Linked DNA regions of Homo sapiens: all the other regions are linked to region 1. Evidence: chromatin loops called from intact Hi-C (ENCODE). Cell type or tissue: PC-9. All regions are shown on one strand. Links, peaks and the distances in the headings refer to the core of each region. The heading gives the core; the rest is flanking DNA. Region 1 overlaps CACHD1 (cache domain containing 1). Region 2 overlaps CACHD1 (cache domain containing 1). Region 3 overlaps CACHD1 (cache domain containing 1). Region 4 overlaps RAVER2 (ribonucleoprotein, PTB binding 2). Region 5 overlaps UBE2U (ubiquitin conjugating enzyme E2 U).

Region 1 (6,526 bases), core at 632-5,631:
ACAAAACAAAACAAAACTCCAAAAATTTACAGAGCCAAGATACTAAGTCATGCCTTTTAGGAATCATCTTTGTTCATACAAAGTATGATTTCATATTTTTAAGATGAATTCTTACATGTGAATAAAGAGAGTACTTGCTAGACTACTTTTTCGGTCAACATTTTCAAATGCTGTGTAGCATGGTGGGTAGACCTGAAGAGTTTTGTTAGAAGGATGAAAAAGTTTTGTTTAACTCATGTTAAACAATTTGAGGCATACAGTTAGAAGTGTTTTTACTGATGATCCCCCCCATACATACATAAATGTAGGTTCCAATTGTTTATATTTTGTAGAGCTTCTTTAGAGAATTAAATGTGAATAAGCCAGGGATTTGTTAGACTAATGGGTAAAACTTCCTGTATACTAATGGGGAGATCATTGTTTTGGGCTCTAATTCTAGGCCTTGCTAGCCATCAGCATAGTGACCTGTGACGCTGTTTCCCTTCCTTTTGTAAATGAAGAGGTTGGGGATAGTCCTTATATAATAGCTCTTGTCATTCTGCCTACTTTGGAAATGTAGGACAAGCACTGACCTCTTCTAATATAAAGGTAATCCTGGTGGACACAATGGAGATGCACATGAAAAGGTGAAAATATTTTTATTTTTTTGAGACAGGGTCTCACTCTGTCACCAAGGCTGGAGTGCAGTGGTGCAATTATGGCTCACTGTAACCCCCACCTCCTGGGCTCTAGCGATCCTCCCACCTCAGGCTCCCAAGTAGCTAGGACTACTGGCGTGTGCTACCATGCCTGGCTAATTTTTGTATTTTTTGCAGACATGGGGTTTTGCCATGTTGCCCAAGATGATCTCAAACTCCTAAGCTCAAACCATCCCACCTGCCTTGTCTTCCCAAAGTGCTGGGATTACAGGCATGAGCCACTGCACCCAGCTGCTGAAAATGTCTTAAAAGGAGAAGACACCTATTTTACTTAAATGTGACACAACATTTAATCACTGGAACTTAATGGTATGCATTAGAACTGTTTCTTGAGGAACACAGTCTCTGACTTAATGAATTTTCTAGCAAGTCTCAACCTTTCTCTTTTGGGTGTACCAGAATTCTCTCGTCAGTTTTCCATTAGTTGGATTTACCTGTTGGGTTTAATTCTTTCATTTTGTATATAGGTACCTCTGCTTGGTTTCATTTTGCTTTCCTAAGCAAGGGAGTAGAAACAGATGTTAAGACTGAAATTCTACTATATTTAGGAAGAATAAATAAATATATCTTCCACTATGGTATAATGGAAAGATATACTGACCTGGGCATACTCATGGGCAACGTACCTGTTGTAAATCCCCTCCTTTGCAAATTGTACCTACTTTGAGGTGGACTGCAAGTTCTATGAGGCCTGGGACCTCCCTGCAACCCTTTTACAAAGCCGGCAGTGTAGTGCTATCTATGCCTATCTGATTGAGACACTGATCAGATGTTTGAATGGATTGTGAAGACGGTGCGAGGATGTACACCAGGAGCACACAGTGGCTGTTCAAGAAATGGTGATAGTTTTTGTTTATATTTTCATTTCCATGAATTGATATTTTGATATTGATAACAGCAGTCTTTGAGACCAAGACTTCCAAACTTTTTTCTGGAAATAATTTTTTTCTTCCTCACCCAGAAGAACATTTATTTTCTGGATGTAGTTCAGATTTCTTCTAAACTTTATCTCACTTGGTGTGAAACTAGAGGTATAGAGGTAACTTTTTATTATACCACCACCCAATTTTAAGCTCCGGATGACCGTGCAGGAACTGCTTTTGTTTTCCCAAGGCCACCATCCCCAGTGCAGATGGAAAGGAACAAGATACAGGAGGGCAGTCAAGAGCCTCTGGGGAGCCCCTGTACTGGTACCTGCTCAGCCCCGGGAGCCACAGGCATTACTGTCAGGGTGGCTGTCTCCTTATTGCTCGTCTTGCAACTGTCACTATGCTGCGAGGTCTGGAGGGGAGGGGAGGGGAGGGGACATTCCTCCTGCTGCACCCTTGGAGGCTGCGGGCTTTCCTGGGCCTCGGAGAGCGGCTCAGCGAAGGCCCTCAGCTCAGGAGCCTGATTAGGTGCATAAAATCGCTGTAGCCAGAAGGGACCTCCCCGCCCCCGGGCCGCGCCCCGCCCCGCCCCCTCCTCTGGGGCACACCCCGCCCCGCCGCCCCTCCCCCTCCCTGGGCACACCCTATGCCGCCGTTCCTCCCCCTCCCTGGGCGAACCCCAACACCTCCACCTCTTCCCCCTCCCTGGGCGCACCCCATCCACGCCCGACCATCCCCCTGGACCCCGCCGCCCCTCCCCCTCTTGGCTGCGCCCCGCCCCGCCTTCCGGGCGCCCTCCTTCCCCGGTCTGCCTTCTCCCTGACCCTCCTCCCGGTCGCCAGGACCCCGCGGCCCGCGAGGCAGCTCTTTGTTCCCCGGCCTCGCCCCGCCCCGCCCCGCCCCGCCCCGCCGGGTCCCCCGCTTCGTCCCCGGCCGCCCGCTTGTCTCTCCCCTCGCTGTTCTGCCCCTTTGTCTTCCACGCCTGCCCCTTCAACTCCTCTTGCCCTGCAAACCCCGGGTCGCCACCTCCACATCCCTTCCACTTCTACCTGCCTGCCTTGGCCTGCATTTTATTTTCAACCAAGGTTGAAATGGTAGCCCCACGCAAAATCCGATGGTGTGTGGAGGAACTGCCCAGTCATTGCAGTCTGCACGCCTTCTTAAGTGCCAGGTGCGAGCAAGGCCGACCAGGAACTGCCGATGGGCTTCACCTGTCAGACTGGACTGCCACCTGCCACACATTCATTGAACTTTTAATAAGCACTGCCGCTGTGCTTGGCGTTTTGCTGGGCTCCAGAAATAAAAAATTCAGAGAGGCCAAAGTTCTTCAGGGATGCAGACAGGTGATAGAACCATCATTTATTGAGCACTTGCTAAGTGCTAAATACTCTTACCTGCGTTATCTTGTGTAATCCTCACAACCACACTCAACGACGGCCTATTGAATGCTCTCTAGGTGTCTGGCAGTGTTCCAAACAGTTTATGTGTATTACTTTGTTTGATCTTCCCAACCACCAATGAGGTAAGTACTGTTATTTTAATGCAGAGGAGGATTATGGAGGGACAGAGATTAAATGACTCAGAGCCACATGCTCATGACAGCAGAGCCAGGAGTCAAAACCAGGCAGGTTGTAGTGGGTATACTGAGAGAAAATACGTGTTTTTTTTCCTAGCTGGAATTAAGTGGATGTGTCAAGAAAGATTCAGAGGACGTGATTCTTATGCTAAGTATCTGGTGTATCTTGTGTCACGGTTTTGTTCTTGCCCGTTACTTACTGTGTTTAGAGAAGATGTTCAAAGAGTACCTAGAAAATTGTTTTAAATACAGTTAAAGCTGTTCGGTATTTTCACTTGCGTTTTTCTGTGTAATACATCAAATTGCCTGTTCTTCGTTCAAGTAGCTCCCCCATTAGAGCATGTTTTTTGGAACAGTTAGGAACCTATAGTTGTAAAGTGATTGAAAACCTTTGGTAGATAGGAGCTGAATTTGCTTTTCAGTTGTTTTTGTGACTGTTGTTAGGTAGGGATTTCAACTTATCTGTAAAACGAGATTAATGATAAACTCTACCATCTCTTGTGAGATGTGAATATTTTGAGGTCCCAAGGAAAAAGGCCTTGGAAGTTCATGACTCGTAAATTAGTATGTGTTTCACACATCATGCTTTGAAGGTTGTTCTTGATGTGTTAGGATAGGACCAGGAGACTGACTTTAGGATCACAGCTACCTCCCCGGAACCTCTCCTCATTTCTCCCAGCTAGAAAGGGTTCCTTTTACCCTACTTTCGTGCCTCTGTTGTACTCCTTACTGGAGTCTTGCCTTATAGTTGGTTGTATCCAATCTGCCTGCCCCACTATGTTATACATTCCTTGGGGCCAGGGACTGCCCTACCCATCTTTGCTTTGTCCTTGAGTTGGAGGCCACAGTTGAGACCACAGCATATGCCAATTGAGTTGAACTAGTGGGCTGCCTGGTTAATGTTGAGATGAAAGGTGATGTTTTTTACTTGTGTTGATGTTGTTGTTATTTTACTTTCTGGGGTGTAAAAAGAACATCTTGCATAGGTAGAGGTGGAGCATGGGCTCTAAAGCCTCCAGGGAAGAAGCAGGGGCAGGAAAATGGGAGAACTGGAGTAGGAATCCGCAGACAGCCCAGGAGATAGAGAATGTGGAAACTCAGGTTGTATTAGGAACACGAGCCAGGAAGAAGTAAGAATAAGTTTTCAGGAGCTGAGAGTGAGAATGGAAATTCAGCTCAGACAGAAAATAGCTTCTTTTTGATTTGTCAAAAATGTTATATTTAGTGGAAAAAATACACCTTTAGGAGTCAGAAGACTTGAGTTCAAACCACCAGTATGTTGCCTGGGCAAATCATTTAAAGTTGGGGCCTCCATGTCCTCATCTTTAAATCTTAAAGTAGAAAAATGAATGTGTCTCATCTCCTTCTGTATTAGTCCATTCTCACACTGCTGTAAAGAAATATCTGAGACTGGGGAATTTATAAAGAAAAGTGGTTTAATTGGCTCAGGGTTTCATAGGCTGTACAGAAAACGTGGCTGAGGAGGCCTCAGGAAACTTAAAACCGTGGTGGAAGGTGAGGGGGCAAAGCAGGCAAATCTTCACATGGCCAGAGCAGGAGGACAAGAGAGAGAAGGGGGAGGTGCTACACACTTTGAAACAACCAGATTTTGTGAGAACTCAGTCATTATCATGAGAAGAGCAAGGGGGAAATCCACCCACATGATCCAATCACTTCCCACCAGGCCCCTCCGTCTTCCAACATTGGGGTTTACAGTTCTGCATGAGATTTGGGCAGGGACACAAATCCAAACCATATCACCTTCTTGATGTGTTTTTATAGGAATTACATGAGAATGCCTGGAGAGGTATTCTTGTATTAAGTGTAACGCACTACACAAATGCTGGTGTGAAGGTGGGTGAGAGCTTCTGGTGGAAGAAATAGCACTGGATTTAGCAGGGGCTATGAGAGCATATGATCTTTTTTGTGTGTGTGACCTTGGATTAGCAAATTTATCTGTCTAAACCTCAATTTCCGCATGCGTAAAATGGGGATAATCATGCCTACCTTAAATGAAATGGACCTGCCAGGCAAAGCACATATGAGTTGGGTCTGTCCTGGAAAACTTGTTTCAGTGATTGACATTAAACACCTGCTGCCCTTATTTAGATATATTCCTCTCAAGTCCCTAAGTTGTTCTCTCACTAAGCCTGAGAGTGAGAGGGCTAAGTAAGATAGAGACGTAGTGCATTTAGAGAACCATACTCAGTCTTCTGTTAAGACACTACCAGGTCTGACACTGGCTTACTGCCGCAGGCTGTTTATTACTCTTAAGCCCAAGACAACTTCTGCAGTCTGGATAAGTTGCCTCCCTAGTTCATCTTTTTATCCTTGAAAAAGGCCCAGGGCTCCCAGGCATTTTCTTTTCTTTGGTGTCTCCTGCCATTCCCCACCCCCAGGGTTCTTCTCTTTCTATGATTGGCTGCTACTCCCCTCATCTTTGCTGCCCAGATGGCAAGCACAAAGGAAAAAGGTCTTTTTTTCCTTTTAAGGCTTTTATTGCTAATTATAAGAGAAAAAGCAATAGGGCCACAGGACTGAAAATTTAATGAAGTTCATACTCTCTTTTTTTCTCTGTTAGCTTGTTCCTAACTATGAGTATGGATGAAAAATGCTCTCTGCTTTTATTTGTGAGGGTTGGGGCTGCTCATCTCTTTGAACTGTCATTAGCAAAAGGCTCTATAACTCCCTCTACCTTGGCATCTTTCATGCCTGTGTTACCCGCCCCTTGTAGCAAGTGTGGAGTTTTCATTTTTTAGAGATCTCCAGACTTGTTAATAACAAGTTCACTGGGCCTCAGCTCTGCCCAGGAGGGACTAATTGCAAAGTAAATCCCAGGCCATAATAAGGAATTGATGAAAGAGCACCATCTTTAATCCTTTCTTTGGCTTCAGCCACTTGTTATTAAAAAGGTGTATTTGAATCAACTAAAGATGAACAGCTTTAGTTCATTTGTCTTTCTTGGCTTAAAAAAATGGTAGGAAGGAAAAGGATCTCAGGGTAAAACACTCAAGTTATTCAGTAATTTTATAAGTCTTTATTTTTCTTTGACCATGAAATCAGCCCTAGGGTGCTTTTTAAAGTAGGGAAGTTTTGTTAAATCTCCAAGGATAGAAGGAAAACACTACAACATTATATATAAATGCAAAATTAAGACTGTGAAGTAGATTTTATGATATTTTTTCAAAACCTAATCTAGATACCTATTTTAATATTGTGACATTTGCATCCCTTCTCAGTTTATTAACAATAGGAGAGATTTATTTAAGACATAGCAGAGACAATGATTCTCAAACGAATACTCCTAGATGTATTTTGTCTTGCACGATTACTGTTAAGATTTTTCAGTTTAGGATTTGGAAGAAATAATACCTTTCAGAAAA
Region 2 (6,526 bases), core at 825-5,824, 170 kb after region 1:
AGAGACAGAAAGACCACATTCACATAACTTTTATTACTGTTATAATTGTTCTATTTTATTATTAGTTAATGTTGTTAATCTCTTACTGGGCCTAATTTATAAATTAAACTATCACAGGTAGATATATATAGGGAAAAACCTGTATATGTAAGGTTCAGTACTATCATCACTTTCAGGCATCCATTGGGGGTCTTGGAACATATCTTCCACAGATAAGGGAGAAGGACTACTGTATATTTTTATACATCCCCTGCGTGTTGTTATTTTGTGTATATTTATCATTGAAAGAAGAAATTATATGCTTTACTTCAAATCTGTCAGTAGAAATACTCAAGTCTACTTCCTTTAGGATCTGCTTGCCTGGAAAAAAAGAACAAACTTCCCATTCATACATCTTTGCAAAAGGTCTGAGTCCATCTTACTCGGACTGGGTGAGCGCATTCTGTATACACTATGTAGGTGACCACAGAGTCAGGTGTAACTCTTACCTTAACCTCTACTCTAGGTGACCCGCAACCTCAAAAATCATGTACCTGTCTACCTGCCTGCCAGCTTCCCTTCATTTTTCCAATGAGTATTTATTGAGAACCTGGGATAAATGCAGTTTGTTTCAGGGCTAGCAAGATAAATGCTCTCTGAATACGTTTGAAAAAAAAAAAAACAGCTGATATGAATGAGGGGCATAACTTGTTTTGGTACAGGTGCTTCATAATGGAGGACAGGGGTTATCTGGTGGCGCACCCGACTCTCATCGACCCCAAAGGACATGCACCTGTGGAGCAGCAGCACATCACCCACAAGGTATTTGTCACAAAGCTGAGCTGCTCAGTTCTCCAACCTCCTGCAGCTCACTACATGGCATATGTCTTCTGTTCTCTTTGGCCTTGGTAGGAGCCCCTGGTAGCAAATGATATCCTCAACCACCCCAACTTTGTAAAGAAAAACCTGTGCAACAGCTTCAGTGACAGAACGGTCCAGAGGTTTTATAAATTCAACACCAGCCTTGCGGTAAGTTGATCTGATTCCTTAACACTCTCATTTTTCCATCCCATTATGGAACATGAATTGGAATCATGGCTAGTGTCTGAATATTATTCCTACCTGTTTCATCGCCTTAGAACTATAGAATGATAGGAGGAGACAGGAGCTTAGTTCCAGTTCCCAGTTTGACAATTGGGAGATATAAAGCTCAGAGTAGAAAAGTAAAAGTTTTAAGGTCTCTCAGTTGGTATTTTGTTTTGGTTTTATTTGTTTAAAGACTTTCCCAATGTAAGTCCTTTGAAATATCTGCTGAAGTTGGTTCCCACAGTCTTGTATAAATATATGTGGCACCATGTGTTCCTCTCTTCCTGTCTTCTAGAGATCACTCGGGCTCCTTAAATTCCCAAGGCCAAGTTAGGTCAGTTCTTGATCATTTGCTCTATGAGATGGGAACTCTTATGTAAATCATCTGAAAATAATGTCTTTTTTTAGCTTAGAGTACTCTGTATAGTTTGAGTTGCTGCAAATTTACCTGGTTATGGTTAAAGATCTTAAGGACATTCTCATTAATTTATAAATAATCCTAGTTGGGAGAAAGCTAAAATGGGGAATGAAAGAACATTCAAAAAGCTATTTACAGGAAGTAGGTTTTTTATTTAGAATAGGCATTTATGTCAGTCATTAAGTATGTAATTAATTTTTAAAATGTACTGGGTTAAATTAAAAATCCTAAACTGAGTCTCAAAAACTCTATTGCAGAAAGCAATTATCTGGTGGAAAAGAGTAGTTTAAAACATGAATATGTTAATAGAATGGTGTGTTCAAAGCAAGGGAAGTCATTATTACCCTGTTCAGACCCCATACCATTTTGAGAAGCACTGTTTTTAAAGGAGACATTGACAAATGAGACTGCCAAGTAAGGTTGTCATAGGAAAGTCTGACTTATTCTGTGTATCTTCTATTATTTATGCAATGATTTCTGGAGTCTTCAGCACACAATGCCAGGATACTCAGGTAGATACTTCTCAAAAGGCAAATTCGAATAATTTATTGGCCCAAGTTATCCCCAAATGGAATTAGAGCATTCCTGGGTATTGGGGCTGTCAGGACTCCAAGCCTATGTTACTGCTTATGTTCTAGAGGTGGGTGTCTTCCAGACAGTTAGAAATTCATGTAGACCTCTAAAAACCCATTGAGTGCTATGATTCTCAGAACTAAGCTAATCCTCACCAAGCATATATACAGGGTGAATGGCATGAAACAAGCTTGAGGTGAAATAATTTGCCTAGTGTATCTGACACACATGCAGAAAAATGATTACATGCAACTCTACAATACCACTTTGGAATCTTTGATTTTCTAATATGATAAACAAAATTGGCAATTCAAGAAACTTGCTATCACATTTTCTTGTTATGGAATGAAGAAAAGGGATACTTGTTTTAGTTGGATTATTTAAATATTCTAGAAGCAGAAATTTGCCTGTTAGGTTTGATTTTTAAATAATTTTATTATTATAAAAGGAAAAAGGTTCATCACCCAAAGAAAGGGGAATGCACAATTTGTGGTTAACTAGGTTTGCATGTGAATAAATTTTAAACTATTCCTTCCCTGAAAATTGTCTTTTATTGCTTCTTGAAGTATTCATTTTCCTGGTATATTGTTATGTGTTAAGAAAAAACAGATTTTAATAACAGTTATAAAAGTTACATTTGTATAAGCACAGATAAAAGAATTCATAATATATACACAGCTGTTCAATGGGAGATATCTCTGATTATGAATAATTTTTATTTTCTAAATTTTTAACAGTGACTATATATTTTTTAACAGTGACTTTTGTAATCAGAAACATTTTATTTTAAGCTATTTTTCGTAGGTAGTTGAAGAGTTGTTTTCACCAAGGTAGGGCTGAGTCTTTGCATTGCTGTCTGTCATTTCTGATACCTTGATTGTTCTGTAGGGGGATTTGACGAACCTTGTGCATGGCAGCCACTGTTCCAAATACAGATTAGCAAGGATCCCAGGAACCAACGCGTTTGTTGGCATTGTCAACGAAACCTGCGACTCTCTTGCCTTCTGTGCCTGCAGCATGGTGGACCGACTCTGTCTCAACTGTCACCGGTAAAAATGCAATGGGTCATATTCTGTGTTCACCACACTGTTTAATATTTCAACTGATGTCAGGCATTTTGAAGTGCAAAATAAACAGAAAGTGCTGGTGTGTGTCCTGAAGAAAAGTCACAGTTACAAAGCCACTTAGAGCTGTGCCGTTTGCAGCATCCTTGTCCAAAGAACAATGGATTAAGGCCATTTATGTATTTAACCTTTGGCTGTAACTTCTTTTTTACTATTCTTTTAAACTAGCTCAGAGCTTCATTATTTTGCTTCCCCAGCACATGTACAACTTACAGTTTGCCATTGACCTTCTGCATAGTAACTTTCTTTTTGCTTTTCAGAATGGAACAAAATGAATGTGAATGTCCTTGTGAGTGCCCTCTAGAGGTCAATGAGTGCACTGGCAACCTCACCAATGCAGAGAACCGGTAAAATAATTAATAATAATAATAATAATAATAATAATAATAATAATAATAATAATACATATGTAATACTGTGAGTCTCTTATAGATTTGTTTTGAGTTAGGGCGTATAAAGATGATTCATTCTAATGATAGAACTAACTGTTCAGTGAGCCAGAATTCAAGCTCCGTAGTGCCATAAAATGATGCCTGTTTCAAGGTTTAAATTTAACTGCTGTAAAAGTATTAAGAGTGTATGTGCTACATACAAAAAAATGTGAGAATGTTTCAAGCATTTACTAAGTGTCTACCATGTGTTGAGTACGTTATGCACATTAAGTCACTTAGTGTTCTAATTAACCCTGTGATAAATATGCAAGTGTTTTTTACACACGTATGATGTGTTCTACAGCATTATTTATATCAGTGACAGATTTTAACACCAGGAAAATAAATTGTAATAAACCCCTTCTCTAGAAATTAAGAGTGTCATGTGTGTTTGTATTGTGTGTGTATAATTGTTTGTTGAGACATGGTCTCACTCTGTTGCTCAGGATGGAGTGCAGTGGCGCGATCATGGCTCACTGCAACCTCTACCTCCAAAGCTCAAGCAATCCTCCCACCTTTCTACCTCCCTCGTAGCTGGGACTGCAGGCATGTGATTCCCAAGCCTGTCTAAATTTTGTTGCTGTAGTAGTACTTTTCGTAGAGATGAGGTTTCATCATGTTGCCTAGGTTATTTGTATTACTTCTACTGTATATAAAGATAAGTAAATTGAAGCTCAGAGTTGTTAAGTGATTGATACAAGGTTACACACTAAGTGGCAAAGCCAGGATTCAAACCCAAATCTGTCTGACTGCTGTTAAGGACCAGGAGCATGAGTTTGGAATGTGGGCGGTGGTCGTCTTAACCTCCAGACTTACCTCCTGCACAGAAACCCCAGCTGCGAGGTCCACCAGGAGCCGGTGACATACACAGCTATTGACCCTGGCCTGCAAGATGCTCTTCACCAGTGTGTCAACAGCAGGTGCAGTCAGAGGCTGGAAAGTGGGTAAGCAGAATCTAGTAAAGAATTGAGGTTTTCCAGCTAATATTTATTATTCCTACTCTTCGTGTTTTAAAAAGGTATGTCAGTTTTTCAGATCTGAAACTGATTTCCATAAGCCTTTACCCACCAGATTAAATGTTGTCTCGTTCCCACTTATTACCCGTATTTAGCGTGTGTACCATATGTTAGTAGCCTCATCTGTGAATGGGAGTTTTTCTTGAAATAAAAGACTTGTGAGGGGCCATGGCATGAAGCAGCAGGGCAAGGGAGGAGGAACCCCTGAGGTCCAGAAGCAGAACCCAGTGGTCAAGGCTCTAGGTGTGATATTTTGAAGCTCATTTATTTTCCTTTCTTAGGAAACACATCTGCTTCATGATAGTTTTGAGAACTAAAAACTACATGTTCCCCGCTCTCTCCCCACTCCTCAGGTGGGATTAGGAGTTTGGGACTAGACATTATGGAAATAGTGGCTGTGGTAGACTAAGTAAAGGGGAGTTGGTTTTTAGCTTATTGTAGCTGTAGCTTGCCATTTTATTAAACAGTGTTTAGAGGGATAGCTTACTCTGCTTTGCGTGTGTATTTTAGCAAAGGAATTGTGGCATCAAACTGATTAATTTGGGATGTTATACAGTAGCCCCAAGTCAATTAAGTTTGGGAAATGCTGACACTGCATATATTCTCTTGAGACAGTCACAATGCATGTAATACACTAAAGGCTCTGAGAAATTGGCAGTGAGGAAACCTGTGGTGACTGGCCAAGTATTTCCAAACTTATTGGACTTTTTTTTTTATTTTTTTAAATGACCCCACACTTGGGGGATGTTAAGCCAGAGTCTAACAAACATTGGGGTCATTTCTGTTTGGTCTTGTAAGATGATTTTGAATAGCCCCATGATGTGTGGATGTCATTATTTAATTCACAGAGAGCAGTTTTATTTCTCTCCTTTCCAAGTTGTTAAGAGGCATAAAACAGTTATTTCCCTGGCAGTCTATTGCTATTCTCATTTTATAAGGAAAGGAAACTAAAGCTCAAGAAATTCACAGCACTAGTAAGTAATGGAGATCCTGAGAACTGTCTGATGCCCACACTTAAGTGCTGTCCCCTGCCCCACACTGCTTTATAGAAGACTAAGTATTGTTTTTCTGGCAGGGACTGTTTTGGGGTGCTGGATTGTGAATGGTGCATGGTGGACAGTGATGGAAAGACTCACCTGGACAAACCCTACTGTGCCCCCCAGAAAGAATGCTTCGGGGGGATTGTGGGAGCCAAAAGTCCCTACGTTGATGACATGGGAGCAATAGGTATGTTTGTTAGATGCCCCAACAATTTGATTCTTGAATATACAATTTCCTGCCTATATGCTAGGACATCTTAAAATAATCCTCTTCCCAACTTCCCTGATTCCTTTGCTGGTAGTCTTTAGTTACAAAACCAAGGCAGATAATTACCTTCAGAACTGGCTAAATATTCTATGCAGAGAGAGTGAGTGGCCATCTGTGCTGCCAAATTTTACAAGCCTGGAATTCATTCCCATAAAGCTTGTTCTGATAAATATAAGGACTGGTTTCTGCATGGCCAAACTCTGGAGTCTGTTTGGATATGCACGCCAGCTGTCAGAAGCACAGGGCCGTGTACGGAGTGACCACTGTATGTCTAGTGCCTGCTAAAACCTTCACTCACAACTTTTGCAAGGTAGAAGTCTTATAGCTACAAATCAGTATTTGGGGCCTTGGAGTCAACAGAAGCCAGAGCTACCCAGTGCATCTGGGACAGCTTAGGATGAAGCACAAGGACACCACAGGGTGGACAGCCCCTGGGATCAGTCTCCAAGACCTCAAAAATACTGCCAAGATTAGATTGCTTACCTGAGATTTTTTTTTTCAGTCTTTCCAGAATTAGCACCAAGGCCTAATTCTTAGATGGCAGTAGAGTCAAATATTTAAATCCTTAGTTAATACCTTGATTTTTAACAT
Region 3 (6,133 bases), core at 318-5,317, 79 kb after region 1:
CTTTATCTTTAGATAAGTGATTTTTAAAGAAAATGTGATTCAGTGTTCTATAGCCAGGAAATTCCTGGACCCTCCCTACTCACCTTTTTCTCCTGATGAAATGCAAGTTGAGGAGTATCAACTATTTATTTGAGTACAGAATCTAAATCTAGAAAATTGGAAATGCTTTGTCATGAGTCAACTATTAAGCCATGTCACTTGCTTAATTTAAGGGAGTGCCTTTTGTCTTTAAAAGAGTAACCAAAAATTCCCATTCCTTACTTTAGTAGATACTATCTTTAAAACTCCTATGGGAAATGTGTTTTCAGATCATATTGAAACAGGTTTGTATCTGCATGATTGAGGATATTTTTATTTATTGGCCTAGTGATACTTATATCTGGAGGGGTATAGGGCTATGGGATGCTGGAAATTGTAGTGGAAAGAACACTTATCTGGAGGTGCAAAGAGCTTAGTTTTAAGTTTGACTTGGTCTTTAATTAGCTGTGTGTCCTTCATCAAGTTACTTAATGTTTATTTTTATGCTCAGTTTTCTACCAATGTGGAAAATAATCTTATACCAATTTTCTAGTGCTACTTAGAATAAATAAAAGACGTTAATATGTTTTTAAAATATGAGTGTAAATGTAAATTAGTATTTATTATTCCTCTCTTTGCATGACAAGTGCTCTTGCGGCTAGGCAAAGGATGGATATAATGGTTTTTGGTGGTTAAATGATGCTTTGTTTCCATAAGCAAGTTTTTACTTATTATGATTTCTTGCTGGGCTTTTAGGTAGCAGGGCATCCTCAAGTCATTTTATTTCTCCATTTATATGATGTTAAGATGTGCCTTTGTCTGGCTTACCCTGTCTGTGGCCTGAAGAAACTCATACTAGTTGTTCTCTAAACTAAATGGAAAGCATATATAATTTGGAATGAGACTGTCTGGATAGGAATTCTACCCCTAACACTCAATACCCACATGGTCTTTGGATATTTGGTGTCTTTGAGCAACCCTGTCTTTATTTCTGGAATGAGAACAATAACTAATACTCCAGGATGTTGTGAACATTTCAGTGAAATCAAATGTGAAAGTAGTTTGTAAACTGTAATGTTCTAAACAAGTATTAGCTGTAATATTGCATATTTGTATACCTTCATATCAGAGTGAACATTTCAATTTTTGTTAGGTATTAGTTCCTTCTCACACCACTAATAAAGACATACTTTAGACTGGGTAATTTATAAAGGAAAAGAGGTTTAGTGGACTTACAGTTCCACATGGCTGGGGAGGCCTCACAATCATGGCGGAAAGTGAAGGAGGAGCAAAGACACGTCTTATATGGTGGCAGGAAAGAGTGTGTACAGGGGAGCTGCCCTTTATAAAACCGTCAGATCTCGTGAAACTTACTCACTGTCACGAGAACAGCACAGGAAAACCCACCCACCGATTCAATCATCTCCCACTGGGTCCTTCCCATGATATGTGGGGATTATGGGAGCTACAATTCAAGATGAGATTTAGGTGGGGACACAGCCAAACCATATTAGGTATAATCAAAGATTATCTTTTATAGTGGGGCACCTGTAACTTAATGTTTTGACAACCTTACCACTATCTAAAAATAAAATGAGGGTCCAGTTGGGTTTTAGGCCCAAAGAAGAAACCATTTTCAGGGCAGGAAGAACAGATAGTAAGGTAAGGAGAAGTTCTTAGAGCTAGATTTATGCATTTTTCTCCTAGGGAAAGACATGTGGCAATGTCTGGACGCATTTTCAGTTGTCACAACTTAAAAGGCTGGAAGAAAGCTCCTGGCATCTCGTGAGTAGAGTCCAGGGATACTGCTAAACATCCTATAACATTCAGGACAGCTCCCCAAGACAAAGAATTACCTTGCCCAAAATGACAGTAGTGCCAAGGTTGAAAAACCCTGGCTTAGCACATTGGGGATCTTCATAAATTCCTAAGTAGAACTAGTGCTCTAGAGGGGAAAAAACCTGAAACTTGAATTGGCTGGCTGCTACTGGTGAATCTACCCAGTCACTTGCCCACCTGGTGAATTTCTATGAATGTTTCAAGGAGCAACTCAACAATTGCCCTTTCTTCATAGCTTCCAATTACCTCTTTCTTTCCTCTCCTTATTCCCTTTTGTCCCTGGAAGAATTTATTGCTCTCTCATCTTTATTCCCATAGTAATTTCCATACATCTCTATATAGTGTAGAACTTAATGTATCAGACCTTGTTGTGAGTTGGCCTCCCCTTCTGTTCTGGGCAGGAATTACACCTCATCTTTTATTACCCCTAGCACCTGGCCATTGTATTTAATTTTTATACTATTTGTTGGAATCTGAATTGATTTAAATTGATATAGGAACGAGTAAGAAGGTGTCTACTCTCTAGAAATGTATAAGTTACTGGGTGTGGAGTGGCAAATATTGAGCATAATTAATAGGGCAAAATGTGACATAGCAGAGAGGTATTGTGGTTCCTCAAAGCAGAGAACTATACCAGATAGGTTGTATTGGAAATGATTTTATGAACTTCAGAAATATGCCTCTTACTTGATTTGGCCATTAGGAGGAACATCACAAAAATATATATAATATAAACATGTAAAGAAAAATACCGCAGTACCATTTAGAATAGAGAAAATTATAAATACTCTAAATTTCTAGCAATAGAGGATTAGTTAGGAAAATTGTATCACATCCATATATATGAGATGGTAAGATGCAGCCATGCTGTTGAAGCTGACTTGTGAGAATGGTCAGACATACATACACACATGCATACATTACACTTGATATTAGCCAAAAAGCCAAGAACACACATGTGTGCATTAAGTTTGGGAGTAAAGACAGTGATTTCCATTTTGAATATGTTGAGATAAGGGTTCAGGTCTGGGATAGAGGCCATCTAATTTGGTAAAACCCAGTGGTCAACCTTTTTGTTAATACAATCAAGCATAAAATGTAGTTTCTGTCCTTTAGGAACTTCTCATTTAGTTAGTTGAACATCCATGAGACCTTAACTGTACCCCTAGAAAAATACACACCAAGTAAGCAGATTAGTAGGAGAGAATGTTCCTCCTTCAGAGGTGGGACCTCTGCACTGAATGCTGAAGATGCAGTATTCTCTCCTGACCAGGAGTAGTTGACAGAGCCAAGAACTGCTTGGGGTGGATATTGGAAAACCAAAGCAGTTCTGAAGGTAAAGCTGAACAATCAGAGAATGTACAGATAAGCAATACAATGAACCTCCTTCAACAAATTTTAAAGATACCTGACAACAGAGAGATCTTTTGCAACAGGAAGTGGCCTGTGAGGACTCCCTTCAATTATACTGTGTCTACTTGGCTTTGAATGGAGCCCACTTTCCAGTGAAATGTGTGAAGGAATTTTGGGAGTGAACCCTGAGCTGATACTTTTCTAGACTTTGGTTGAACACAAGCACTTTGTAAAATTACAGGAACTCCTCAGTTTTTTAATGAAGATTTAAAAATGGAAAGAGTTAGTAGTATGTTGTTGCAGTGAACAAGGGTACAAATTCTCAGCTAGCCACCTTTGTTCCAACCCCTCAGAAAGTGCTTTATCTGCATATTCTAACAGCTGGGGTGCCTGCTGAACACATTTTCAGTTCACGCCTTCCTTTTGTTTTTTTGGAGATAGAGTCTCACTCTGTCACCCAGGCTGGAGTGTGATGGCACCGTCTCGGCTCACTTCAGCCTCCATCTACCAGGCTCAAGCGCTTCTCACGCCTCAGTCTCCCAAGAAGCTGGGACTACAGGGGCGTGCCACCACGCCCGGCTAATTTTTGTATTTTTAGTAGAGATGGGGTTTCACCATTTTGGCCAGGCTGGTCTCAAGCTTCTGACCTCAGGTGATCCACCCACCTTGGCCTCCCAAAGTGCTGGAATTACAGGCTTGAGCCACACTTGAGCGACTGCACCCAGCTGACACTTTCCTATATTCCAATCCTTCCAAAAATGTCTCTATTTTGAATCTTAACAACTTCATGTTGGAGTTAGGTGAGGAAAGGAAGATCTCCTAGTCTTTTGAAGCAGTCTAAGGATGTGGTTAAAAACTTTTTTTTTAATACTAGGGAGATTTGGTTTTGAATCTCATGAACTCATATGTGGACCTTTGGAAGTCACTTATTCTGAGCCTCAGTTTCCTCATCAGTGAGATGAGGATAATGAGAGTACCCACCTCACATGGTTGTTATAGAGGAGATGTTTTTAGGTTATACTTAGACATTTTTTTAAATTTGATTAAGTATTTACTTCAATATTTACTATGTCAACAGTTTTTTTTTCTCTACTGGCAATAACAAAGTTTCTTTTTAATGTAAATGTAGCTAAATAAAATTGAATTATTTTAAATGAAAACATTAAGTGAATGTGACCAAATGTTTGAAAGTGATAGACATGTAGTAGTGACTGAAGTTCATGAAAAATGGGCTCAAGATTATTGCTAAAGTCCTTCCAAACTGTAAGATATTGTAGTTCTATGAGGCAAACGCTTTAAAACCGTTTATGCCTATGGACTGTATCTTGCCATATGTATATGTATTAATACTGCCTTTATAATAAATATAAGCAGTTGGACCTCAGATAAGAGACCTCCAGTCTTAGTTCTGAATCTTCTTCATTCTTAAGTCATCTGGGCCTTATGAACATTTTTTTTAAACTCAGCACTGACCCAGTGGTATGATGGCTGTTTGTTACTAACATTTTAAGTGCCTGTGGCCTATTGACCTTGCTTCTTCTCCAAATATACTAAAGATTAGTTAGAACTAGACAATGTTTTTATAAGTAATTTTAACTAATGGCTAATTTTTACTTTTTGTCTCAGGCCTAACTTTTCATTTTTAATGATTATAATCCATATTTGGTTTTCTCCAGTAGTGCTTAATAGTACATATTTTTTAAAAATAAAATGCCTAGTTCTGAAGAGAGAGGAGCTTTAAAGACCTTTGTTACAGAGCATTAGGCTATAGTATGACGACAACAGAGAGAACCTGCAAAGTGGCAGAAAATTCATTTTTCAGACGGGTTTCATACTTTCCTTCTCAGACCAGTCAACTCTTAAAATTCTTGCACAGGAGCCTTAGAAGTTAATTATTCTGCACAAGACGCTGCCTAGTGATTAGGTACTCTGTCAATGTTTGTTGTTGAAGGAATGATCTAAAGAATTTGCATTCTTCAATATGGAAAAAAATAGGCTAAATTTAATCAAAAACAAACTCATTTTCAACGGTATCACTTAAAACAACATAGTTTTGAGAGTGGGCTCATTTATTTATATAATTTAATTCGCAGCTCCCTTTGTGTTCCTTTAGGTGAGGTGCTAGGGACACAGGAGATCCTGGGCTCTCCCACAAGGAGTGAACAAATGCATAATTACACCTATGGACTATATCTGATCTACAGGCATATTTTTTTCGGCCCTCAGTGTTTTAAAGGTTTTTAAATTTGTAAATTTTAAAATCTGTTGCCAACATTTAAACTTTGAAAGATTAGCAATTTAGAAATCCAAATATCTCTCCTCTCTTGAAAAATCAGAAGATTTGGCAATACTGGATCCACACTGCTACTTGGTAACAGTCTGCTTTCATGAAGAGCAGCTCCCCTTTCAGGACAGGGGATGAGTTCCTGACCTGATGTGTTATACCCAACCTATTTTCCTGATTTATATCACTATTTGGCCCACCTTAGCTGTGAATTTGCAATTCCTGACCTTAAAAGACCATACGATATTAATAGATTTGACTTAAGAAAAATGTCTTATCCATGTGCCTTCCCTGTTATGCCAACTTAAAAATGTCCATTCTCATTCTCTCAAGTTTTAAAGAATATAACTCCTTTAGGCATAACACTAAGAATAGCTATCCCTGAAACCCAGCTTGCCACAGAGATGAGGTTCTGATGTGTGCTTCTAAAGCTATTGTTTATTCAGCAGGCCATACTGATCCTTGGCTTTTATATAAACAAATCAATACTTTTTTTTTTTTTTTTCTTAAGACAGAGTCTCGCTCTGTTGTCCAGGCTGGAGTGCAGTGGCACGATCTCATGCCTCAGCCTGCTGAGTAGCTGGGATTACAGGTGCGCCACCACGCCCAGCTAATTTTTGTATTTTTGTAGAGAAGCGG
Region 4 (6,526 bases), core at 634-5,633, 320 kb after region 1:
TATGTATTCACACCTTGTTGAAACTCTGTTGGAACAGGCACATAGACCAATGGAACAGAATAGAGAGCCCAGAAATAAGGCTGGACATCTGCAACCATCTGGTCTTCGACAAAGTTGACAAAAGCAATGGGGTAAAGACTCCCTATTCGATAAAAGGTGCGGGGATAACTGGCTAGCCATATGCAGAAGATTAAAGCCAGACCTCTTCCTTACACCATATACAAAAATCAACTCAAGATGGATTAAAGACTTAAATGTAAAACACAAAATTATAAAAACCCTGGAAGACAACCTAGGCAATACCATCCTGGACACAGGAACGCACAAAGATTTTACGACAAAGTATGGCCCATACACAAAGGGAAAGTAATTAATAGAAACTGCCCATAAGGAAGTGTAAACACTGGACTTACTAGACAACGATTTGAATTAAAGGGAGCCATGTCTCAGGAACTTTTAAAAAGTATGAGAGGCCAGGCGCGGTGGCTCACGCCTGTAATCGCAGCACTTTGGGAGGCCATGGCGGGCGGATCACGAGGTCAGGAGATCGAGACCATCCTGGCTAACAACAGTGAGACCCCGTCTCTACTAAAAATACAAAAAATTAGCTGGGTGTGGTGGTGGGCGCCTGTAGTCCCAGCTACTCGGGAGGCTGAGGCAGGAGAATGGCGTGAACCCGGGAGGCAGAGCTTGCAGTGAGCCAAGATTGCGCCACTGCACTCCAGCCCAGGTGACAGAGCGAGACTCCGTCTCAAAAACAAACAAAGTACGAGAACAACATCTCATCACTTAGAGAATATCAATAAAGAGAGAGAAATTATTTTTAAAAATCAAATATAAATTCTTGATTTGGAAAGTATGATAACAAATGAAAAATTTACTACAGCACAGCAGTAGATTTGTGCAGGCAGAAGAATCAACAAACTTAGAATGTAGGTCAATTGAAATTATCCAGTCTGAGAAACTGAAAGAAAAGAGAATGAAGAAAAATGAACCATAGCAATGTAGGCAAGGATGTGGAGAAATGGGAATCCTCATACAGTGCTGGGGGTTGGTGGGATGTAAAAGGGTGCAGCTGCTTTGGAAGAGTGTGGCAGTTCATCAAATGTTAAACATAGAATTACCAGATGGCCCCAGGATTTGACTCCTAGGTGTATCCAAGAGAATTGAAAACTTGTGTCTGTACACAAATGTGTACATGCATTGGCACAGCAGCATTATTCATAATAGCCAAAAAGGAAAACAACCCAAATGTCCATCTAGTGATGAATGAATAAACAAAATGTGGTAATATCCACGTGATGGAATATTATTCACTAGAAAGGAATGGAGTACTGATCCATGCTACAACATTGGTGAACCTTGTGAACATTATGCTAAATGAAATAAGCCAGACAAAAAGTCCACATATGATATTCCATTTATATGAAATATCCAGAATAGGCAAATCCATAGAGAATGTAAGTAGATAGTGGTTATTGGGGGCTGGAGGAAGGAGGAGTTGGGGAGTATGATTAACAGGATTTTTTTGGGGAGGGGAGAGTGATAAAAATACTCTAGAATTCAATTGTGGTGATAGTTGTTCGTAAGTTGGTGAACCTTGTGAATCAACAAATTTTGGACTCTTTAGAAATTAAGCTTCAACTGTACTAAACAGAGAATAGCATTTTCATTTAGTGTTTTAGAGATCCTAAAAGTAGTTAGTTATGAGCAAACAGATCAGATCAGTTTTTCAAGATCTAGGTCTAATTAGAAATCAGTTTTAAATGGACTACCCCTTCCATTTCTCTAGTCAGTTGTAATAATTAATTAGAATTGCCATTGAGCTGTGAATTTTCTCAAAAACTGCATGTCTTGAATATTTGAACTATGATTGGGAAAACTTAAATCAGAAATAAATTATTTAAAAATTTGTAGTATACACTCTAGCAGTTATTAATAGCATTATAGTCAGCTATGTAATCCTGTCAATATGAATGTACAAATTGAGTTTGAAATTTCAGATTCTGAGGTCCTTCTATGTCAAATGGTTGGGAGAAGTCTACCTTAAAAGAGAAGCTTTTGAGCCCATTTATTAAATGTCTATTAAACACCTAAATCTAACATCTAATTATAATCAGTCAAAGACAAAACATTTCACCCTTCCCCTTTTAATTAAAATAGGTAAAAATATATCTTAAGCACCTTTCCAGTTTGACATAGTCCCAATAATGTAAAGAAAAATGTAAGAGGTTTTTCAGCTGTTTGATATGACTGTGTAAGTTGTGATTTTTTTTTTTTTTTTTTTTTTGAGACAGCGTCTTGCTCTGTCATCCAGGCTGGAGGGCAGTGATGCAATCTCAGCTCACTGCAACCTCCACCTCCTGGGTTCAAGTGATTCTCCTGCCTCAGCGTCCCGAGTAGCTCGAATTACAAGCACCCACCACCATGCCCAGCTAATTTTTGTATATTTAGTAGAGACAGGGTTTCACCACATTGACCAGGCTGGTCTTGAACTCCTGACCTCAAGTGATCTGCCTGCCTTGGTCTTCCAAAGTGCTAGGATTATAGGCATGTGCCACCGCGCCCGGCCTGATTTTTGTTTTTCATTTAACACTTGCCATATGTGGCAGTTGTCCAGCATGCAGCACAGCAGTGTTATCTACTTGCACGGTGTGTTCTTGTGTTACCCTGATTCCAGGGATCTCCCCTGCCAGGAGGCTGACTGCCTGTTCCAGGGAATCAACCACAGAATATATGATGAGATGATGTGATGAGGGGAAGAGGAAAGAAAAATGAACAAAAGACCTGGAAAATGAATGCTTGGTCCTTTCATATGGAGCCTAATGCTGCCACCCAGTGGTCAAATAATGCAGACAGACTTGCCAAAAAGTACATTGTGTTATGTAATGAATGCTGTGTGGATTTTTGTATGGACCGTGATAGATCCGAATCGTGTGACAAACACCTACCATACAAAATATGTTTTAAAACATAAGCCTACTTTAAACAACAATTATGGGAGCACAGGTTATCTATATATTAACCCTAGACAATAACTTGGAAAGTACTTTTAAAAAGTGATTTTGGTTAAAAACTGGAAGTAAGGAAAGCAAGCTGTTGAAATGTATTTCGGCTGGGCGGGGTGGCTCATGCTTATAATCCTAGCACTTTGGGAGGCTGAGGTGGGTGGATCACCTGAGGTCAAGAATTCAAGACCAGCTTGGCCAACAGGGCGAAACCCCGTCTCTACAGAAAATACAAAAAATTAGCCGGGTGTGGTGGTGCACGCTTGTAATCCCAAATACTCAGGAGGCTGAGGCAGGAGAATCGCTTGAGCCCGGGAGGCAGAGGCTTTAGTGAGCCGAGATCCCGCCATTGCACTCCAGCTTGGGCAACAGAGCGAGACCCTGTCTCCCAAAAAAAAAAAAAAAAAAAAAAAAAAATTAGTGCTGTGCAATACCTTTTTGGGGATGAATCGTTAAATCCAAAGTTAGGACTCAACCATTATTCATATGAAGAAAGACAAGTAGCTGAGAGGCAAATATGAATATGAACATTGGAAACATTTGTTATGTATATATATCAGACAGAGACATTTTATTATATCATTAATGTCACAGAATGAAGCATATTGATTTTGAAACATTTTTAACAATGGGAGAAAGTTATATTTTTAAATAAAAATTTAAAAATGTTTAATGCAGAAATAATGATAAAATTAATTCATGTTTCTGTAGGTCTGAAATCTAAAAGCTGGACTTGAAGCTATAAGAAAGGGACATTAGGGGCTTGATTCAGATCTCAGGAGAACTAGTGCAGTCCCATTTTGGTTCTCCGTATACCTGACTCCACTGAAGAGACAAGACTTAGAAAAGGTGAAGTGGGGCTGAAGGTAAGGGTGAGACTGAGGAGTCCTTGAGGCAGAATTTTCTGAAAACAAATTTCATTTTGTATTTAAAGGGCTACCTGCTAGATGCTTATATTCTTTTCAGAAGAACAACAATAATAAATATCTTTAATTGGACTGATAGCAGATGAGCCTAATGGAATTCACTGTTGACATTAACATATCCCAAAGGAATCTTCTGAGGGATAGTCAAGATTCCCCTTTCCCCAATTCTTACGATGGCTTTGAAAACTAGCCACCAGTTCAATTATTGACATGAGCTTAAAAATTGAGCTTAAGATACATTGTATTAAAAACTGGCAGTCAACAAATGATATTGTGACATTCTGTTTCTACATTCACTTGGAAATCAATGGGATAAAAGAAAGTCTACATTTACATGAAAATAAAAAGATTTGCTTTAATAAAAGAAAATTAACTTTTTAAAATCCAAGAATAAAATAGCGACTGCATAGAGAATGGGTTTCATAGTAGATGTGTGCAAAAGATTGGATTGGTGAGCAACATTTAAAAGAGCCAACTAATTTGAAATTCTAACGAGAGGGCAGGTGCCCAAAGCGAGAAGCACATTAACCTTTGCTTTGGTAGGCTCTAGTAGATTACGGTGTTCAGTTTTTCCATGTCAGAGTGTCAGAGACCATGGCCCATGACTATTTGCTGAAGGAGCTGGGAATGGATGCTTAGAAAATATTTTTTGAAAGGTATTCATTTACTCATTCAACCAGTATATACTGAATGTCTACTATATGACAGGACTGTTCTAGGCACTAGGGATATGGCAATGAACAAAACATCAAAATCCTTATAAGAATGGAACTTACATTTAGGGGAAAAAATTAGTAAAAGGAATAGTGATCGCTGCAGAGAAAATAAGATGGAGGCTAAAGAGTGTCTGGGAAGTCTTGGAGTTTAAATACGTGGTCAAGGAAGGGTTCATAGTAAAACTGATTCTTGGGCAAAGACCAGAACTTTAGGGAGTATGCCACATGAATATCTATGTAAAGTACATTCCAGGGACAGGGAACAGCAAGTGCAAAGGTACTGAGGCAGAAACATGCTTGGTCTGTTAAAGGAACAGCAAGCAACCTTTAGGGCAGAAGAAGAGGGAGCAAAGTGGAGAATAGGAGATGATGTCACAGTGGGGTCGGGGAGGCAGAGGGCACAGACAATTTAGGACCTTTTAGGCCCTTGTAAGGACTTTGGCTTTTACTCTAAGATAGAAAGCCACTGGGATGCTTTGAGTAGAGGGATAATTGACTGTATTTATAGTTTAACATGCCTAGCTGCTGTGTTAAATAATGAATGTAGAACATAGCAGGGTCAGTTAGGGAGCTGCTGTGGTACAATCCAAGTAAAAATGCTGACTTGGACAAGCCTGGAAGCAACAGAGGCAGTGACATGTGGCTGGACTGGAGACATTTTTGGAAGCTGGAGTCAGTGGGGTATACGAGGGTAAGAGAGGAGCCAAGTCCCCAAGAGTTTTGGCCTAGAAAAATGAATTTGTTATTGATTGAGATGGGTAAGACTGTGTGGGTGGAGCAAGTTTTATGGGTACGTTTTAGACATAAGATCCCTAAGTGAAGATGTTCCTTTATTGGTGTTCATTATACAAGTCTGGAGGTGAGGGGAGAGTTATGGGCCTCTAGAGGTACATATTTGAGAACCATCGCATTCCTGTAAATCGCTATAATTGTGAATTGCATGAAATTGGATGAGATCACCAAGGAAGTGAGGGTAAGTAAAGACACCAGGGGTTAGTCACTGTGCGTCTTAAGATTTCTCTTTCGATTTTGTTTTCTTGGTGAAATAGAAAGCAAAGCATCAGCTGAGAGTGAAGATGAGGGTGTACTGTTGGAGCTTCGAGAAAAGAGAAGGCTTGCAATAGTCACTTAGGGGAGTGGAGATCAGTGGGCAGGGTAGGGTGGGGATATAGTAGGATTGCCCAGGGGCATGAGGGTGAGGGGCCTCCGTTGAAGTTATGCCCATTCTGATAAGGAAGTATTAGACTTGGATTGTAGTTCCAAAGTACAGAATGGAACCACTGGGTGCAAACTATTCATAGAGTGGTTTCAGCCAACCCTAAAAAAGACCCTGCTAAAGATGAAGTCCTCTAAAATGACTATTGTGTTTGATTTCCACCTGAATATTAGACATGTAAAACTAGAATATTATAGCTTCTCTAAAGGTCTTCCTTTTGTTTGGTATTCAAAGCATAAATGCTCATCAAAATTGTTTTCAGATTTTCTAAATATACCACTTTGTTCTGTCTCATCTGTAAGTTTCATGCTACATTTTAAATCAAGTCTTAAATCACATATAATCTGTGTGTTTGCTCACATGCAAGTATCTAATAGGGACAAGTTCAATAGCCTCCTGGTGAGACTTAATAATGCCTGTCTCCTTCATTGCCATACTTTTTACAGAGCTGCTTATTAATCTTGCCATATTCCAAGATCAAGGGTATGGTCCTGTTTACAGTCCTTAGCCTGGCGTTCCAGCCCTCCATGACTGAGGCCAGCTTCATTTTTCAACCTCATTTGCCACTGCCCTCTTCTGCCTGCCAGCTGCTACCATCACAGGCCTGGCTTTTTTGCCATCTGCCTTTGCACAGGCCCTGCCTTTCTCCTGGAAGGGTCA
Region 5 (6,526 bases), core at 853-5,852, 240 kb before region 1:
AGCAGCTGAGATTACAGGCTCCTGCCACCACACCCGGCTAATTTTTGTATTTTAGTAGAGACAGGGTTTCACCATGTTGGGCAGGCTGGTCTCGAACCCGTGACCTCAAGGGATCCACCTGCCTTGGCTTCCCAAAATGCTGGGATTACAGGTGTAAGCCACCATGCCCGGTCTGTCTGTGTATCTTTCTATAAACCAAAGACAGAAGGAAAACAAGTCACTTGTAGCCCATGTCTATAACATTAGAAGACAGCAAATATTACAGGGTTTATTTCATGTGTGAGGGAAATAAACATATGAGGCAAACAAAATTTGTCCTGGAACCCATAATCAGCAGTGAATCCGGTGACAACTAGGAAAAAGGGAAGAGAATGCAGTGAGATTTTAGAGTTAACAGAACATAAATAGTACCAGCTAGAGTTCATCCCCAGAAAGCAAGGTCCCCATGCTGTGTAGAAATATACATCTAGAAATATAGACATTATATCTATATTCTCCTTTTGAAAAGTATAATCAGTTTATTTCCCTGTTTACAAGGCCTATAAGATAAAGATGAAAGTCCTTTGCATGACATATGAGGCTTTCCTGATCTGGCTTCAGCCTCCCTTCCAGCTCCACGAAACTTTCTGTATACTATAACATTGTGTTTTTGGATAGACAGATCTGGGACGAGTCTTGTTATTAGCTGGATATCTTTGATCAAGTTACTATAGGTTGCTCAGCCTCAGTTTCCTCATCTGTAAAATAAGAATAATAATACCTGCCCATCACAAGGGTTGTGTCTGAGTTAAATAATATTATAGCTGTCGACGGGTTAGCACCGCACCTGGCACAGTGGAAGCGCGGGAGAATCCATTCTGATCACCCCTAACCCTGTCAAGTCCTCTCATACCTTTGTGCTTATACGATGTGTGCTGTTTCTTCTATCTAACATGTTCTGACCTCCCTTCTCTGTCTAACAAACTGGTCTTCCTGTTTCAAAGTCCGACTCAGTTTTCACTTAGACACAGTGATTCCCTCCCTGTGCTCCCAAAGCAGCTTTTCCCTTGCACATCAACTGGCCCTTAGCAGAGACCCAGTAAATATATATGCTAAATGAATGAACTAACAAAGCATCAAAAGATTGAGCAAAATGGAAAGAATGATTTTTGACAAATAAAGTTACTTACAAAACATGAAGTTTAGAAAGTGTATAAAAGGTTGCTCACATTCATTCAGATGGTCTTTGGCATTATCCTACAAATGCAGGAACACTTCTCTTTTTATTGTTTTTCTTATTATGTCTATTAAATTTCTATTTTTTATAATTCCCACCACAGATGAAATTTTTCTTGAGTCACCAACTGCAATAAATAGCATCACAGACATTTATGAAACAGAAGAGGAGGGGTGGAAGAGTGACACTTCATTATATGAAAATGACACAGATGAGCCCAGGGAAGAGGAAGTGGAAGATCTGATCTCCTGGACCAATACTCTCAATACAAATACTTCAGAAGATTAAGCAGAACATTATCAGATTCAAAAAATAAACAGCCTCCGCCATAGCCCAGCGTTGTGGAGCAATTTTGGAAGACTCTCAGAACTTGGATTTCATTTTTTTTAAGTTGTTCTCACCCACTCACTGCAAGTACAAATTAGAAATATAAGTACAAATCAGTAAAGATGTTGCTTTGACTTTTTTGAGTGCTACTCCTTTAGAACAAAGTTACCAAAGTTAGGGGTGTTCATTGCCATATGCCAATCAATGGTGTCACACTCCCACAGTTGTTAGGCTACTGGACACAAGTTTTTGCAGGCAGAGAATGGGTCAGAAAGAGGTTGGGATAGGAGGGGAGCAATTAAAAGCTTCAGAGGCTGGACATGACCCCAAGTAGCGGGATCTATACATGGACCTACATCTGCCTAGTTTCTTGTCTTGTTTCCTCCATATTCAAGGAATGAGATGTCGCTATTTACTAATGTTTCTCTTCTGTTTTATCCCAGAGTACGTGCCATTTTCTCTTAAACCTTGACCTATCTCCTCGTATTCTTATAACTTTATTTTCTCTGTCTCTTTTTGCCATATTGTCTCAACCTACACATGTGCTTTGGTCTCTCCTATTCTAAAATATGTCTCTGCCTTTGACCCCCAACTCTGCTTGCCTCACCAGTATTCACTCATTTTTCTCAGTCAGATTTATTGATCTGCCTTCCGGGTTCAATATTTAGCTAAATATTTAGCTAGCCAGGAAAGTGTCAAGAGACCAGATATGTGTAGTAGAGCTTTCTGGTGGCACATGCCCATAGTCCTAGCTACTCAGGAGGCTGTGGTGGGAGGATTGCTTGAGCCTGGGAGATCGAGGCTGCAGTGATCTGTGATCATGTCACTGCACTCCACTCTGGGCAACAGAGCAAGACCTTGTCTCAAAAAAAAAAAAAAACAAAACAAAACAGAACAAACACACCTAGGTTTCTATGGTTGTTGAGAAAAACCAAATAAATGCATCAATACATTAATATTTATGAAGTTCTAATAATAGCACCTGGCCTATAGTAAGCACTATATTTGTGTTTGATCAAATAAAAAACAAAATTTACTTCTATTTAGTTAATTGATCCCATGCACTATGAAAGAAATTCAGATTCAGGGGGCCTGAACTGAAGTCTATAAACCTGCAGTTTTAAAAATTACCCCAGCTGGCCAGGCGTGGTGGCTCACGCCTGTAATCCCAAAACTTTGGGAGGCCGAGGCGGGCGGATCATGAGGTCAGGAGATCGAGACCATCCTGGCTAACACGGTGAAACCCCGTCTCTACTAAAGATACAAAAAATTAGCCGGGCATGGTGGCGGGTGCCTGTAGTCCCAGCTACTTGGGAGGCTGAAGCAGAATAGCGTGAACCCGGGAAGCGGAGCTTGCAGTGAGCCGAGATCGCGCCACTGCACTCCAGCCTGGGCGACAGAGGGAGACTCCGTCAAAAAAAAAAAAAACAAAAAAACCAGCTGATTCTGATGAAGATGATTAGTGGATGACACTTTGAGACAATGTAATTCTGAGATTAATTTCAAATATGATTAACATGGCATGCCAAATCGTGCCATTTGATAACGGAGTGTGTCATGTATAGTAAAACTCCACAACTGACGCATACCCTCCACTGGATATGACGTCAGATCTGAAGTTAAGGTTCTATAGGAACGCGAGGCCCCAGCCCCCTTGTGATCAGTCTGGATGGATTCTGAAAAGAGAGGAGAAGAGAGAAGCAGGGAATTTCATTTTTTAAAATGTTCTGAATTAGCCGGGAGTGGTGGCGCATTCTTGTAGTCCCAGCTGCTAGGGAGGCCTGGGGCACGAGATTCGCTTGAACCCGGGAAGCGGAGGTTGCAGTGGGCAGAGACCGCGCCACTGCACTCCAAACTGGGCGACAAAGCAGGACTCCGTCTTAAAAGTATAAAATAAAAATAAAAGTAAATAAAATAAATATTATAAAATTTTGCATTTACGTCATTGTCAATGTTTTTTAAACTTGCGTTGTTGTTTAGACTCCACTTCCCCTCCAGATGGCGCCAGTTAGCTATTTCATGCACTTCAGTCTTAAGAGACACTTCACTGGAAGCCAGGCACCAAGCCTCCTTATGCTTTTAAAGGCTCGTATGGCACATGACCACTTTATAAGAGCGGAATACTTTGTTTTCCCTCCCAAGGAAGATGTTTACTCAGTACTAGGAAAGATTTACTAAAAGAAAAATAGCCCAGAGCTTACAAATTACTCACGTTGATAAAATCATAGAGCCAACCTGGAGAAATCAGTCAGTCCTCACCACTGGCTTCAGGCAGGACCACACAGAAACCACCCTCTTGTAGATGAGAATGAGCCTGAGTTTTGTTTAATGACTTCCAGACATCAGTGCATCCACTGAGAACTGCTGCCTCTCCTACCTGAGGGAGGGAGGGACTTCCCTAGGGGTTGACAGTTAGAAGGCTCTCTGGGGCCTGCCTGCCACCTAGACCTCCTTTGCCTCCCTGCTGCTCCCTTACAGGCCATGGGTGCCCCTAACGAGGAGATGGTAGCAATGGTGTTGGCTGGGAGATGAAGGGGGATCCTGTGCCTCTCTGTTATTTGGCAGTTAACTAAGAATATACAGAGACCCAGAGTTAAATTTAAGCCACTCTCTCCAGAGGGTGAGATCTCAAACCTTATCTAAATATTCAACTCCAGTATTTAACCACCTCCCAGAAGAGAGTTCTTTTTGGTTAATCTGATTCCTAGATGCAAAAGTATAAGCCCACTTGATTTGGGGTTTTCATCATAAAAGATGGAGTGCAGCTGGCTCTCATTTTCTGAGCAATATCCCTTAATAGATCTGAAGGCTAATTTTAAATGTTCTATACCCTTCTGCGATCTGTACTAACCAACCCCAGACCTTTTCATTCTTTGTTATGGCCTCTCAATGTTCAAACCCTCTCCCCGACTCTTCATCTCACTTTCAAGTTCTAAGGACCAGACTGGAATCTAAATGAAAAGTGATCACTTGAACAGCCAAGGGTAATTATATTTACAAGTTGAATTCTGTTTCAACAAATACAATTACAACATCCATCCTGATCTCCTGAGGCTTTTTGCATGTCTCAATAACTAGCTCATGTTAACAATCCTTCACCGATATAAAAAAAATGTTTTCTATAGAGGAGAAAATTGTATATACTAGATGTGTTCACAAGTTGCCATCCATTTTTAAGTAAAACTTCATAACTAAGATATTGTTCTCATTAAGTAAGTGTATGTACAATAATTAACTTAGAATATGTCTAAAATAAACCTCAATGTCACCAGTGAGGGCTACTAATAAGATGATATTACTTTAGTGTTCAAAATTGTTTAAATAACTCTGAGTTCTCATATTGTGTCATATGAGTCAACTTTTTCCTACGTTCCATGGCAAATAACAAAAGACCTACTAGAGGATTAAAGAGGTAGAGACTCTTTTTTTTTTCCACAAAATAAGGAGCCCTTAGGTGGGCAGTTGCTGGCATTGGTTCAGCTAGTTGGGCAATGAAGCCATCAAAGACCAAGCTTTTTCTCTTTCCTCGCTACCATTTTTAGGATGTTGGCTTTTGTCTCCATGCCTTTTGCTTCTTGATTACAAGATGGCTGCTAGAAGGCTGGGCATAGTGGCTCACACCTGTAATCCCAGCACCTTGGAAGACCGAGGCAGAAGGATTGCTTGAGCCCAGGAGTTTGAGACCAACCTAGGCAACATAGTGAGATCCTGTTTCTACTAAAAAAATTTTTTACAGTTAGCCGGGCATGGTGGTGTGCACCTCAGGAAGGTGAGGCAGGAGGATAGCTTGAGCCCAAGAGCTCTAGGTTGCAGTAAGTTATGATCATACACCACTGCACTCTAGCCTGGGCAACAGAGTAAGACTGTCTTACAAAAAAAAAAAAAAAAAAAAATGGCTGATACAGTTCCAGACTTCATCTGTTTGTTCAAGATAGGAGGAAGGGAAGAAGAGGGAAGGGAAGTGATGCTGGCTGCTACTTCTGTTCTAGAGCAAAGGGTGACTCAGTGTCCTCAATGCTAGAAACCAAACTGGTAGCAAAATTTTTAAAAGTCGGTTCTGTTAATAATATAGTTTATCCATACTCATTTAGTCATTCATTGATGATTCAATGGGTAGTTTACAGTAGCCTTTACCACATTTTAATATGCATTAATAATTGATAAGTGAGAGAAAGGATAATTTTATATATTTTTAAAAATAATATTTTACATTATTGTATTTTTGCACTTGCAGAAATGTCTGACTCACTTTGAAGAGGATGGGAGACAGAGAATTCTAGGCATGTACATCTTGGTTAGGTGACCAAATATTCTGGGTGGGCTAGGACAGGGGTTTCTAAGGTTTTCTGTGAAATTAATCAACATAAAAGGGACCTAATCCCGGGTTTTCCTTTAAGTACTTTCTTCCCAGTCTTAAAATAGGTTAGAATAAATGAACTGTGGGATGATTAGGCCCACGCTGCATTTCAGAATTTGTAGGCTTCAATGGTGTAAACAGTCCATTAACACCTCATAAACTAGGATGTTCTTAGGTCATAACGCATTGGAACACAGGTAGCAGCAGTCAGGCTGGTCAGTCCAGGTGGCCCCAGAAAGAGATGGCCTAATGTCAGCCTTCAACGTAAGATGCAGGTCTAGAATCCAAGAGACCTAGACAGGGCCTGGGAGAACAGGAGCTCTATGATCAAGAGCAATTTGGTTAATATCTAGGGGCAGTAAACTATAGTGCTCTGGACCTGGGGGTTTGGTGGGGAATAAGATTCAACATTCAAGACTTCGCCATGTTAGAAAAGCTCTGAGTTGCACAGCTGATTTCACTCTGTCAATAAGAACATTCTGAGACTTAAGTATCCAGTTCCTCTAGACCTGGGGACCCCCAGTTGATAGCCTGATCGATAAAATTTTAAGTCCTGTGCCATTTTCCCATGTAAAACATTTAATTTTCACAAAGAAAGAATCAGAAAAGTTCAATACTTCTTTTTT

The links. A loop is a pair of places that touch in the nucleus more often than their neighbours do. Peaks named below come from ENCODE experiments on the same cell type or tissue, not always from the same donor. Only the 100,000 strongest peaks of a DNase experiment are listed, where the experiment ranks them.
Region 2: it touches region 1 in a loop (2.8-fold over the local background); 6 of 110 quality-filtered maps call a loop at or near these places.
Region 3: a loop joins it to region 1, with 2.0 times the contacts of the local background. A loop is called at or near these places in 3 of 110 quality-filtered maps.
Region 4: it touches region 1 in a loop (5-fold over the local background); 3 of 110 quality-filtered maps call a loop at or near these places.
Region 5: a loop joins it to region 1, with 11 times the contacts of the local background. A loop is called at or near these places in 2 of 110 quality-filtered maps.

What each region holds. Positions count from the first base shown.
Region 1 is chr1:64,503,399-64,509,924 of GRCh38, forward strand. The region is part of intron 1 of CACHD1 (cache domain containing 1); the gene reads left to right. Among named protein-coding and RNA genes, the nearest start is that of CACHD1, 37 kb to the left of the region's middle. RefSeq lists an enhancer at 1,362-1,861. In PC-9, for the core only: no CTCF peak of the experiment used is centred there; DNase peaks (open chromatin) are centred at 2,753 and 3,073; H3K4me3 peaks cover 1,220 bases.
Region 2 is chr1:64,672,457-64,678,982 of GRCh38, forward strand. CACHD1 (cache domain containing 1) reads left to right here. Exons shown (of 27, transcript NM_020925.4): 18 at 702-801; 19 at 892-1,008; 20 at 2,945-3,105; 21 at 3,441-3,527; 22 at 4,439-4,555; 23 at 5,703-5,854. Among named protein-coding and RNA genes, the nearest start is that of RAVER2, 69 kb to the right of the region's middle. In PC-9, for the core only: CTCF peaks have their summits at 3,455 (motif pointing left) and 3,662; no DNase peak of the experiment used is centred there.
Region 3 is chr1:64,582,438-64,588,570 of GRCh38, forward strand. The region is part of intron 3 of CACHD1 (cache domain containing 1); the gene reads left to right. Among named protein-coding and RNA genes, the nearest start is that of MIR4794, 5.7 kb to the left of the region's middle. In PC-9, for the core only: a CTCF peak has its summit at 2,237; no DNase peak of the experiment used is centred there.
Region 4 is chr1:64,821,535-64,828,060 of GRCh38, forward strand. All of the region lies in intron 11 of RAVER2 (ribonucleoprotein, PTB binding 2), which reads left to right. Among named protein-coding and RNA genes, the nearest start is that of RAVER2, 80 kb to the left of the region's middle. RefSeq lists an enhancer at 5,597-5,776. In PC-9, for the core only: CTCF peaks have their summits at 2,844 (motif pointing left) and 3,047; a DNase peak (open chromatin) is centred at 2,847.
Region 5 is chr1:64,265,705-64,272,230 of GRCh38, forward strand. It overlaps UBE2U (ubiquitin conjugating enzyme E2 U), which reads left to right. Exons shown (of 10, transcript NM_001366232.2): 10 at 1,320-1,664. The coding sequence ends at 1,504. Among named protein-coding and RNA genes, the nearest start is that of UBE2U, 65 kb to the left of the region's middle. In PC-9, for the core only: a CTCF peak has its summit at 3,568 (motif pointing right); a DNase peak (open chromatin) is centred at 3,597.